3 separate regions of the Homo sapiens genome follow, and regions 1 and 2 are each linked to region 3. A link is a contact called in ENCODE Hi-C or POLR2A ChIA-PET data. All regions are on one chromosome and are shown on one strand. Each heading gives the region's core, a stretch centred on a gene start or an enhancer-like site at or near the end of the contact. The rest is flanking DNA. Distances are from core to core; before and after follow the strand shown. Region 1 overlaps TRERF1 (transcriptional regulating factor 1). Region 2 holds the start of TJAP1 (tight junction associated protein 1). Region 3 holds the start of RPL7L1 (ribosomal protein L7 like 1).

The links. A loop is a pair of places that touch in the nucleus more often than their neighbours do. ChIA-PET counts read pairs that join two places held with the same protein, here RNA polymerase II (POLR2A). Pooled maps may share reads with other maps.
Region 1: a loop to region 3 is called in a map of MCF 10A, with 7 times the contacts of the local background. The contact joins the enhancer-like site here to the promoter of RPL7L1 in region 3. A Hi-C loop is called at or near these places in 4 of 168 maps with a recorded cell type or tissue (HCT116, MCF 10A, PC-9 and 1 more), 1 of 37 single-sample maps with no recorded cell type and 2 of 50 pooled maps. POLR2A ChIA-PET finds 5 or more read pairs at or near these places in 6 of 52 experiments (A673, HEK293T, OCI-LY7 and 3 more).
Region 2: a loop to region 3 is called in a pooled map, with 3 times the contacts of the local background. The contact joins the promoter of TJAP1 here to the promoter of RPL7L1 in region 3. A Hi-C loop is called at or near these places in 2 of 50 pooled maps. POLR2A ChIA-PET finds 5 or more read pairs at or near these places in 3 of 52 experiments (A673, Panc1 and naive thymus-derived CD4-positive, alpha-beta T cell).

Annotation. Positions count from the first base shown.
Region 1 is chr6:42,238,208-42,241,637 of GRCh38, reverse strand. The region is part of intron 15 of TRERF1 (transcriptional regulating factor 1); the gene reads left to right. Among named protein-coding and RNA genes, the nearest start is that of MRPS10, 22 kb to the right of the region's middle. Within about 2 kb of position 1,762, at least 3 of the 41 ENCODE cell types and tissues checked have a DNase peak (open chromatin) inside an H3K27ac peak, as active enhancers do; they include PC-9 and mammary epithelial cell, where a contact is called at or near this core.
Region 2 is chr6:43,476,136-43,479,388 of GRCh38, reverse strand. TJAP1 (tight junction associated protein 1) reads right to left here and starts at 1,819. Exons shown (of 11, transcript NM_001350562.2): 1 at 1,761-1,819; 2 at 1,157-1,302. RefSeq lists an enhancer at 676-1,469.
Region 3 is chr6:42,877,735-42,881,094 of GRCh38, reverse strand. RPL7L1 (ribosomal protein L7 like 1) reads right to left here and starts at 1,479. Exons shown (of 6, transcript NM_001366481.3): 1 at 1,144-1,479; 2 at 129-234. The coding sequence starts at 1,184. RefSeq lists enhancers at 1,218-1,277, 553-1,509, 1,298-1,767, 1,510-2,467.

The DNA.
Region 1 (3,430 bases), core at 513-3,012, 640 kb after region 3:
TACAAAAAATTAGCCAGGCGTGGTAGCACACACCTGTAATCCCAGCTACTCGGGAGGCTGAGGCAGGAGGATCGCTTGAACCCAGGAGGCAGAAGTTGCGGTGAGCCGAGATTGCACCATTGCACTCCAGCTTGGGCAACGAGAGCAAAACTCCATCTGAAAAAAAAAAATTGGACTCATTAATGCTTCAAAGCCTATGCTTCTAACTAATAATTGATCCTAGCTATGAAATATACATACATAAATACATTTATATTTGAGCCCAAATAACAGAGAAAGTAGAAATCTGTAGAATAGAATGGTATTGCTATTTTTTTCAATCAGAGATGGCAGTATTCTACATTCAGGATTTCTTGTGACCAGGGCTTTTGTTTGACTCATTTAAGTAGTGATGTATGATATCAGAATAGTCTTTTGCTCGTTTGTGGCCTAATGTTTTAAAAAACATGTGATCACCCAGGCACTGTGGCTCACACCTGTAATCCCAGCACTTTGGGAGGCCAAGGTAGGTGGATCACGAGGTCAGGAGATCGAGACCACCCTGGCCAACATGGTGAAACCCCATCTCTACTAAAAAATTAACTGGACGTGGTAGTGCACGCCTGTAGTCCCCACTATTCAGGAGGCTGAGGCAGGAGAATTGCCTGAACCCGGGAGGTGGAGGTTGCAGTGAGCAGAGATTGCGCCACCGTACTCCAGCCTGGGCAACAGAGTGAGACTACATCTCAGAAAAAAAAACAAAAAACAAAAAACAGTATGCTCTCCTCCAGTTCAGTCAACTAAAAGCAGTTGAACTCCCACAATGTAAACAGCAATGTGTATGTAGTGCTGTGGGTAACCCGGGATGTTAAATGGCCCTTCCCTCCTCTCCCCCGACCACACAGAACATATGTCCTTGTTGGGAAGATATAACACATGTAAGTGGAAATACACCATGAACCCCAAGAGTGTTTAAAAGCAGTATGCAATGAGATCCAGAAAGTCTTAGATGCAGCGTTAAGGACTCTTTCACCCAATTTCACCATTTTACAGGAAGAAAGTTGAGACCCAGAGAGAGGAAGGGGCTTGCCCCAGGTCACACAGAGCATTGCTTTCCAAATGAGTAGAAGAGACAGTAAACAAGGAAGCACAAAGATTCCTAGCCTTGAAGACCTAGGCTTTGCTCCTAGGCTTGCTGGTCTGTAAAATGGCCAGATGATTTAAATGATTTAGAAAGTCCCTTCCAATTCTGGAATGTTCTGGGCTCTGTCAGTGCCGTGTTTTGGAAGAGGGGCAAAATCAGAGAATATGGTCTTCTAAGGTAAATTGGTGTATCTTAGGCTTGGGTGTTATCAAGTGCCTAGGACAGTGCACAGTGCCTGGCATAATACAGTCACTCAATAAATGTTTGTTAAATGAATGAGTGAATATTTTTCGAAGATAGGAGTTGCTCTGATTCATAAACATTCCTTCTGTGAATTCACTGGAGGGAGATGGAATGAACAAGGGGATGCTGAGCAGAGGAGTGACACTAACAAAGATGTTTCCACACAAGGCAGAGGCACCGTCTCGGACTGCCTGGGCTTCGAAGATGGGTAGGGAGACCCAGGCCGGCGTGAAGCTTCAGATTAAGGAGGAGAGGGTAAGAGGGTGCCCAAGGGGCCACACCCTCTTGGGTTTATTCACCAGGAGCCAGTGTTAGGCTGGGCCAGGAGTGTCCACACCCTCATTACTTGTGAGCTTAGGGAGAGCAAAAGGCTTATGTGCAGAGATGACTCAGGCCCACAAAAAAAAAACAAGAAAATCTTGATTAAAGGCCAATATGGCAGCTCACAGCTCCTTTGTGGGCACTGTGTGCACAGTCAGCCTTCTAAGCATAGTTTGCCGAGTGGAGATGAAAAATTGGGATCATGGGGATCCTGGGGAGGGTGCGCCTGGGGAGGGTGTGCAAGGCACAGTCCTAAGATGTGGTCCTACTCTTTGTCCTCGGGGCCTGCCTGGGACACCTGGGATAGCTCTCCTGATCATGTATCTTCAATGTTTTACGTAAGGGCGGGTGACCATTTCCCTCCAGATGGAACATGAAGGAACATGCTCAGGTGGTTCAGGGATTATTGAGGACTTGAGAGGGGAAAAGAAGGAGGTTTGAAAGGAATGATTGCCCTTTAGCTAAGTAGCCGGGAGGTCAACAGAGCACAGCTGCTCACTCAGCAGGGGCAGTGTGACTGGAAGCAGAGGCAGGGAGCCAAGATGGGTTCTGTTAATGAGGTGAGAGGAGAAGGTGCTGGCCACACCTTCCTGTCCCCTGCCTGTGCTCATGCTCCCCGACTCAGGACAAATATATGGGGCTGGCTGTGATCAAAATTTAGCACAATTCAAGAAACCAACTGAGGCAGTTAACTGACTGTGGAAAACAGCAATCAGGGCTCCAAGGGCAAAGGTAGAACTCACCATGATGTCAGCACAGTTACCTACAGCACAGTCCATTGATGGGGGCCTTGGGAAACATCCTCCTTCCCTTTGGCATTTCAAAGCAGCTGGTTCCAGTAATATTGAGAGATTTAGGATCTCTAAGCCATTTACAGATGGATAAACATGCACCTGTGGACATGTGCAGCCAGACCAAAGAGTGAAGAAGGTTGAGGTTTTGGAATAAGATAGGCCAGGTTTTGAATCTCAGTTCAACTTTTTTACCAGCTGTGTGACCTTGAGAAACTTATTTATTGGGTCAATTTCCTCATTTGTTTAAAAATGAAAAAATTTTACAGTGTTATGAGAACTAGAAATTGTGTGTGTGTGTGTGTGTGTGTGTGTGTGTGTGTGAAATGCATGATTCTCAGCAGGCATTCAATGTTGTCATCGTCATCATTATTATTAGTGACTAACACACAAATTTGTGTCTTTGAGCAGATTTGGGTTGTTGAGCATTTGTATTCTGACTTACCAATTTCTCATAATATGAATTCCATTTGCATGCTTGGGAAATAAAAATATCCTCCTCAAGAAACTCTTATTGTGGACACTCGAGGGTCTGAGCACCATGTTAAATGTATGGCCTCCTCCCCACCCCCATATTTGCCCACCTTCTAATTTTGGAATATAGTAAGTGTTTTGTTTCACAATATATCATAAAATGACCAACTTGTTGTTACGAAGTTCTACATGTTAAGATTTTTGTTCTTGTATTTTTGTATCTCTTAGTCACTTTGGTGAGCCATGTGGTTTGATGGTAAATCATTTTGTGATTTATAGATTGCCAGTTGAAATAACACCTATCTAAATTCCTGAGACATACATAATCATGGTACAGTGTGACTTATAATTTTGTGGCTATATGGAACATTTCTTCTAAGAATGTTTAAGCCAAACAATGGCATTGTGAGAAAATTGTCATTATAACAAATACCATGAAACAAATGGCATTGTCATCTGTTGTGTGTAATTATTTTTA
Region 2 (3,253 bases), core at 570-3,069, 600 kb before region 3:
AGAGTCACAGCTACATATCATCAGTTCTTCAAATACCTAAAGGTACTGAAGCTGACCTAGTAACAGTGACTTGGGTTGTTCTGTTTGGAGTAAGCCTTTGATTGGGGGGACAGGTACAGAGCAGACAGTAAATGAAGAGTTCTAGATCAAACCATCCTAGTCCACCATGAAGCGATGCTGATCCTGAAGCAGGCTTCAATAAGAAGGCTACTCCCAACTCTGGCTAGGGCAAAACACTCACCAAAGGAAGTGAAGGCCACATTCACTGTGTTCTCTGGCTCCAGTCCCTTTCCTTTCTCTCCAACACCAAATCCACTACCTCTCAGGCCATGCTTAGTTTGGCTACTGAGACTGATATTTTTCAAAAGTGGTTTGATGGGAAGATTACAAAGGAGAGAAAAAAACTACCAGAAAAGAAAAGAGCAAGTTCCATGATCCTTTCTTTGCATCACCACACTTGTCCAACTGTAAAGTAGCTCTCAAATATTAGGGGTCTCAAGGATAGGCAGTGCGGTGCTAAACATTCCCAGAGCTTTACATCAGTCCACTTGATCTCTTACCAGAAACTGATCTACATTTTTTCTCTCTAATCCCAACCTGCCTTTCCCTCACCTCTGATACCCCCACCAAAATCCACATCCCCAGAGGAACACTAATGAGCCCTTCTTACCAAAAAAGCAAAAGTAGACACACAGCGAGAATGAATTCAGGAGTCAGTGACAGCAGGTACCTAAATGGTCAGTGAACACGATCAGAATTTGTTTTCTCGTGACTCCCCACCATCTGTCACCCACAAATCTCCACTTCCAGGCAGGACGCCAAAGTGAAGAAGTGATGGGGATATTGAAGCAGAAACAATGAGCATGTAGGAAACTGCTTGTGACAGGGATGTGTTAACATCCTTCGGCCTGGTCTCTAGGCCTCTGTCCAGGTTTACTTGCATAGGTGAAGGCACACAAGGCTTAATTCTACACCAACTCTCAAAAGTCAGCCTGCAATCTACGCCAAACACTAACTTAAGGACCTCAGACAAAGGACAAACTCTATAAAAGTGAGCCCTTTTCAGACCAAATGTTTCTTGGCATCACTCTAAGCCCATGCATCCTCCTCCCAGGGAGCATGCCAGCCAGAAACCTGTCACTGGAAGCCACCTTACCCGCTCTGGGGTTGGACTGGGGCAAGTCGCTATCTCTTCTTCTTTCCAAGTAGGCACTGTAATTTCTTCCAGTCCCTGGGGCACCTGAATCTTCAGCTGAAATTGGGGCAGATGCTGCTAACAGCTGTGGAAAGGCTGATCTAAGCCTAGAAGAGGGTCATTTGACTGGCTTTAGTTCCCTCCTTAGCAGATCTGCCCGGCATCCTCCAGATCTCTCTTCCTCACTATCCCACTCTACTAGAAAGATCCCTTTCCCCTCTGGCCGGCCAGATACAGTCGGGCCTCTATCCCACGCTCCAGGCTTCTTTATTCGCGGCTAAGAAATTTTCCTCCAACTTGTGACTCTGCTTCTCCAGGGCCTGCACAACACCTACTTCTGGCTGCCCCGCCCCCAAATCCCCCTCCCCTAGGGCTGCCACTGGACCCTAGGGCCCCGGTCCGCCCCAGCTCCTTTTTTTCCTCTCCGCCTCGGACCTTACTCCATTCCATCTCCTCTTTTCAACCCTGGAGCCAGTACCCCCTTCGCCCCTACTACAGGCTAGGGCCCCCGCAATCCTCCCCAACTCTGGCTTCCCCGCCCGACTACTCCAACCCCACAACAAACTTTCCGCCGCTGCCAGCTGCGTTCAGGCCGCCATCTTGCCGCGGGGCAGGCCGGGTAGTGGCCAGGGCCGCGGGAATCCCCACGCACTTGGCGTGTCGCGTCATCTGAGGCGGGGCCATGGGGGCGGGGCCTCGGGTTGGGGAGGTGGGACACTAGGTAGGTGATGGTGAAAAATGGGGCTCTCCTGAAAGCAGGGATTGGAGGACTGGCCACAGAAGGAAGGAGGTGTCAGGAGCAGGGCAATAGCGGGAAGCGGGGAAAGAATCCAGTACTGAAAGAAAAAAAAAAAAAAAAAGAATAGGGGAACACATCTCAAAGATACAGTGGGAGAGAGAATCGTGCTACTGGTTCCCCGTCATCCAGAGAATAAAACCAGCTTTTCAGTTTGGCATTCAAAGATCCGCATGATCCAGGCTCTTCCACCTTCATCAGCCTCATTTTTTGCCTCTCCTGGGAACTTCAGGTTCCCAAATTGTCCTTTGTTTTCAGGACATCGGGCCTTAAGATGTCTAATCTCTCTCCTCCTCCTTTGCATCATCAATTCCTCCTATTCCTTCAAACCATCAGCTAAAATGTCACCTCCCCCAGAAAGATTTCCCTTTAGTGCTCCTTTTGCTGGGCATCACTAGCAACTTGTACATAGCTTTACTGTAGCTGTCCCGTGCAGTGTAATTATTTATTTACATGTTATACCACTTTTGCCCTGCTGCTTCTTCAGGGCAAAAACTATGTTTGATTGCATCTTCATACTCCCTAGCAGGTGCTTGGCACACAATAATTGCCTAATGAATAAATGGCATGTTTTCCTCCAATGCATTAAGCATATTTCTGCCTCAGGGTCTCTAAATTTGCTATTCCCCATACCTGGAATGTTCTTCCTCCAAATATTGACTCTCATTTGTGTCTTTGCTCAAGTGTCATCACTTTAGAGAAGCCTTCCTTGGCCACTCAATCTAAATCAGCATCCCTATTCTCCTTTACCCTGCTTTAATGTTTTCATTCATAGTACTTATCATTATCTGACATTATATTAAATATTTATTGTTTATTGATCATCTCCCCACTACAAAGCAAACTCCAGAGGTCTGGGATGTTTTCTTGCTCATCACAGTATCCCCAGTGTCTAAAACAATGCCTGGCATAGTAGGTATTCAATAGATTTTTTTTATTCTGTTTGTTTAATTAATTAATTAATTTTTGAGACAGGGTCTCACTCTGTTGCCCAGGCTGGAGTGTAGTGGTGCGATCTCGGCTCACTGCAACCTCCGCCTCCCGGGTTCAAGTGATTCTCCCACCTCAGTTTCCTGTGTAGCTGGGATTACAGGCGCATGCCAGCTAATTTTTTGTATTTTTAGTAGAGATGGGAGTTCCACCATTCCACCATGTTGGCCAGGCTGGTCTCGAACTCCTGACCTCAAGTGATCCACCTGCCTCAGCCTCCCAAAGTGCTGAGATTACAGGTGTGAGCCACTGCACCGGCCAGTAAATATTTA
Region 3 (3,360 bases), core at 230-2,729:
AGACAACTATACCTGGTCTGTCAAACCGTTGGGGGGAGCTCGTCAATACCAAATGTAGTCCAACACATGCGGGATAAAACTCACCAAATAAAAATTCTAATTACTTTCTCTTGGTTCCCCACCATTACCTCCTTCTTTGCCAAAAGTGCCTGCTTTGCCTGGGTGGCTTTGAGGGCTTGATAAGCCTTCCTCTTTTTCAGGAGATTTTCTGGAACCAAAGGGATTTTTCTTTGCCTGATGCAGAAAATTGAGATCAGAGATAACATTTAGAAAAGAACACTTGGCCGGGCTCGGTGGCTCAAGCCTGTAATCCCAGCACTCTGGGAGGCCGAGGTGGGTGGATTACCTGAGGTCAGGAGTTCGAGACCAGCCTGACCAACATGGTGAAACCCCCGTTTCTACTAAAAATAAAAAATCAGCTGGGCGTGGTGGCGCACGCCTGTAATCCCAGCTACTCGGGAGACTGAGGCAGGAGAATCGCTTGAACCCGGGAGGCGGAGGTTGCACCGAGCCGAGATCCCGACACTGCGCTCCAGCCTGGGGGACAGAGCAAGACTCCGTCTCAAAACAAAAACAACAACAAAAAAGAAAACGAACATTCAATGGATTTCCAAACCAATTCAATATCCTGGGCTTTAGGGAACATTACTGTTTTCAAGTATCTGAAGAAAGATTCCCCTGAAACCTGCGGTTTCTGACTCCAGGCCTCATAAATCCATCCCTAATAGTCACTCATCCCCAAAGCCTCGGAAAATAATGAATCCTTTAGCCTCTGGGTTCGTATAAGTTAACAGGGTTTTCACGGCCACAGTTCTTCATAGGCACTAGCAGCGACGAATCTATGGGGTTGGGGCGGGGGCAGGCCTATCTGCAGAGTTAACACTTGTCGGGCTGGGTGAATTCAACTGTGGCACTCCAGCCCGCTGCCTGAAGTCAATCCTCGCCTCTCCAGATAACCCGAACTTGACCGCGGTCCCCTCCCTCCTCCGCCACAGCGCTACTCCTCCTCACCCCCACCCTTTGTAAACTGTGGCCTTTTCTATTCCTAGAGCCCACAGGAATCCGCCACCAAGGCATAAACACCGTGGATGGCACCGGATACTCAAGACCCCACTCCAGATATTCAAAGCCCCAAACACTCACTCTTGCTCCGCCATCTTTCTAGTGGTGCAGCTACTGATCATGCGCAACCCCACCACATGGGGAAGACAGCACACGCTCTGTTTACTTGACCATAGAGACGTCTGTTCTAGCTCACGCTGGAGGACCAGTCAGCGTTCACTTAGCCGCAGTGAGCCCTTGAGGTCCCGCTAACCCCGATTCCTGCCAAAAGTTGCACCGCTTCTTAGGGTTTTTAGAGCCTGTGTTATTTTCAAAACCCAGCCCTTTTCTTGTAAGTTACAGTTTCATCACAAGCGGCCTGGCTGTGGACAGCAAAGTGCTTCCCACAATGCACCTATGGCGTCCGCTCCTAGCTACGGCGCCGCACTTCCGGCGCGGCTGTGCTGCGTCTCTGGGGAGGAAGACAGGCAAACTCCGCGAAACATTTTCGCTCTGTGGAAAAACTTGGAGGCTATGGCTTTGGCTCTCACGTGTAGGTGGAAGTGTTTGTTGAGGACTTAGAGTGGTAAAGCAGGTAGCTGCAATTCCGTCTGCTTGGCCCCGTCGATGCGTCCTTGAACACGTTATTTAACCCCTCTATACTGCGGCTTCATTACCCATAAAATGGGTGTACAGTAATAATAGGTCTACCTAATGGCGTTACGAGGATTACAGGAGATTAGATAAAGCGTTTAGCAGTGTCTGTCAGCACTATGTTTGTTACTATTACTGCTGGACCGAAAACTACAACATGCTTCCTTCCCGTCTAAAACCGTTACACAGGCCGGGCGCGGTGGCTCACGCCTGTAATCCCAGCACTTTGGGAGGGAGGCCGAGACGGGAGGATCACCTGAGGTCAGGAGTTCGAGATCAGCCTGGCCAACACGGCGAAACCCCGTCTTGGGCGGAGGTTACAGTGAGCCGAGATCGCGCCACTGCCCACCAGCCTGGGCGACAGAGCAAGACTCCGTCTCAAAAAAACAAAAAGAAAAGAAAAGAAAAAAAAAGAATAAAAATAAAACCCTTATGCAGCTCTCATCGCCCGGAATTTGCGTTCTTCCCTCCCAGTCTATATAGAATCCTGAAAAACAGTAGGTCGGGCCGGTGGCTTTCACCTGTAATCCCAGCACTTTGGGAGGCCAAGGCAGGTGGATCACTTGAGGTCAGGAGTTGGAGACCAGCATGGCTAAGATGGTGAAACCCCGTCTCTACTAAAAATACAAAAAATTAGCTGGGCGTGGTGGCTCGCGCCTGAAGTCCCAGAAGGCGGAGGCTGCGTGAGCCGAGTTTGTGCCACTTGCACTCCAGCCTGGGCGACAGAGCGAGACAGTCTCAAAAAAAACAAGAAATAAATTTTTTTTAAAATTAAAAATCCTGAAAAACAACACAAGTCTTATCATCTCTGGAAACCTCCAGAGCAGCGCTTCTCAAGCATTAATAGTGAATAGGAGTCACCTGAAGATTTTACTAAAATACAGATTTTTATTCAGGAGGCCGGGTGGGGAGCTGATATTCTGCTTTTTTTTTTTTTTTTTTTTTGAGATGGCGTCTCGCTCTGTCGCCCAGGCTGGAGTGCAGTGGCGCGATCTTGGCTCACTGCAAGCTCCGCCTCCCGGGTTCACGCCATTCTCCTGCCTCAGCCTCCCGAGTAGCTGGGACTACAGGCGCCCGCCACCACGCCTGGCTAATTTTTTGAATTTTTAGTAGAGATTTCACCTTGTTAGCCAGGATGGTCTCGATCTCCTGACCTCGTGATCCGCCCGCCTCGGCCTCCCAAAGTGCTGGGATTACAGGCGTGAGCCACCGCACCTGGCCAATATTCTGCATTTTTAACAGGCTTCAGAGTGACGCTGGTGCTACTGGTCTATGGGCTGACTAGTAAGACTCTAGAGTAGTGTCTGATTTCCCTCAGGACATTATTATATTTTTAATATTTCTTCCACATGATACTAGGGGGGGCAGGAACCATGACTGCTTACTCATCACTGATCCTAAGGATCTAGCACCAATTTCTCGATTTTGGCACTATTGATACTGATACTGGTGGCAGCTAAAGGCCTCGTGTTGCCATGTAACTAGTCCAACCGGAAAGAGTGCCATGGGCACAGGTCACTTTCTGATGAGTAAGTGTCAGGACAACCCAGCATTCAAGGTCACACACTGAAAGAGGGAGGCTCATTCTCTTTCAGCACCTCACCATGTGTCTTTGTAAAGAGGCTAAACACAAGGGTCACCAAAGTGTAAGACATTCACTAAATA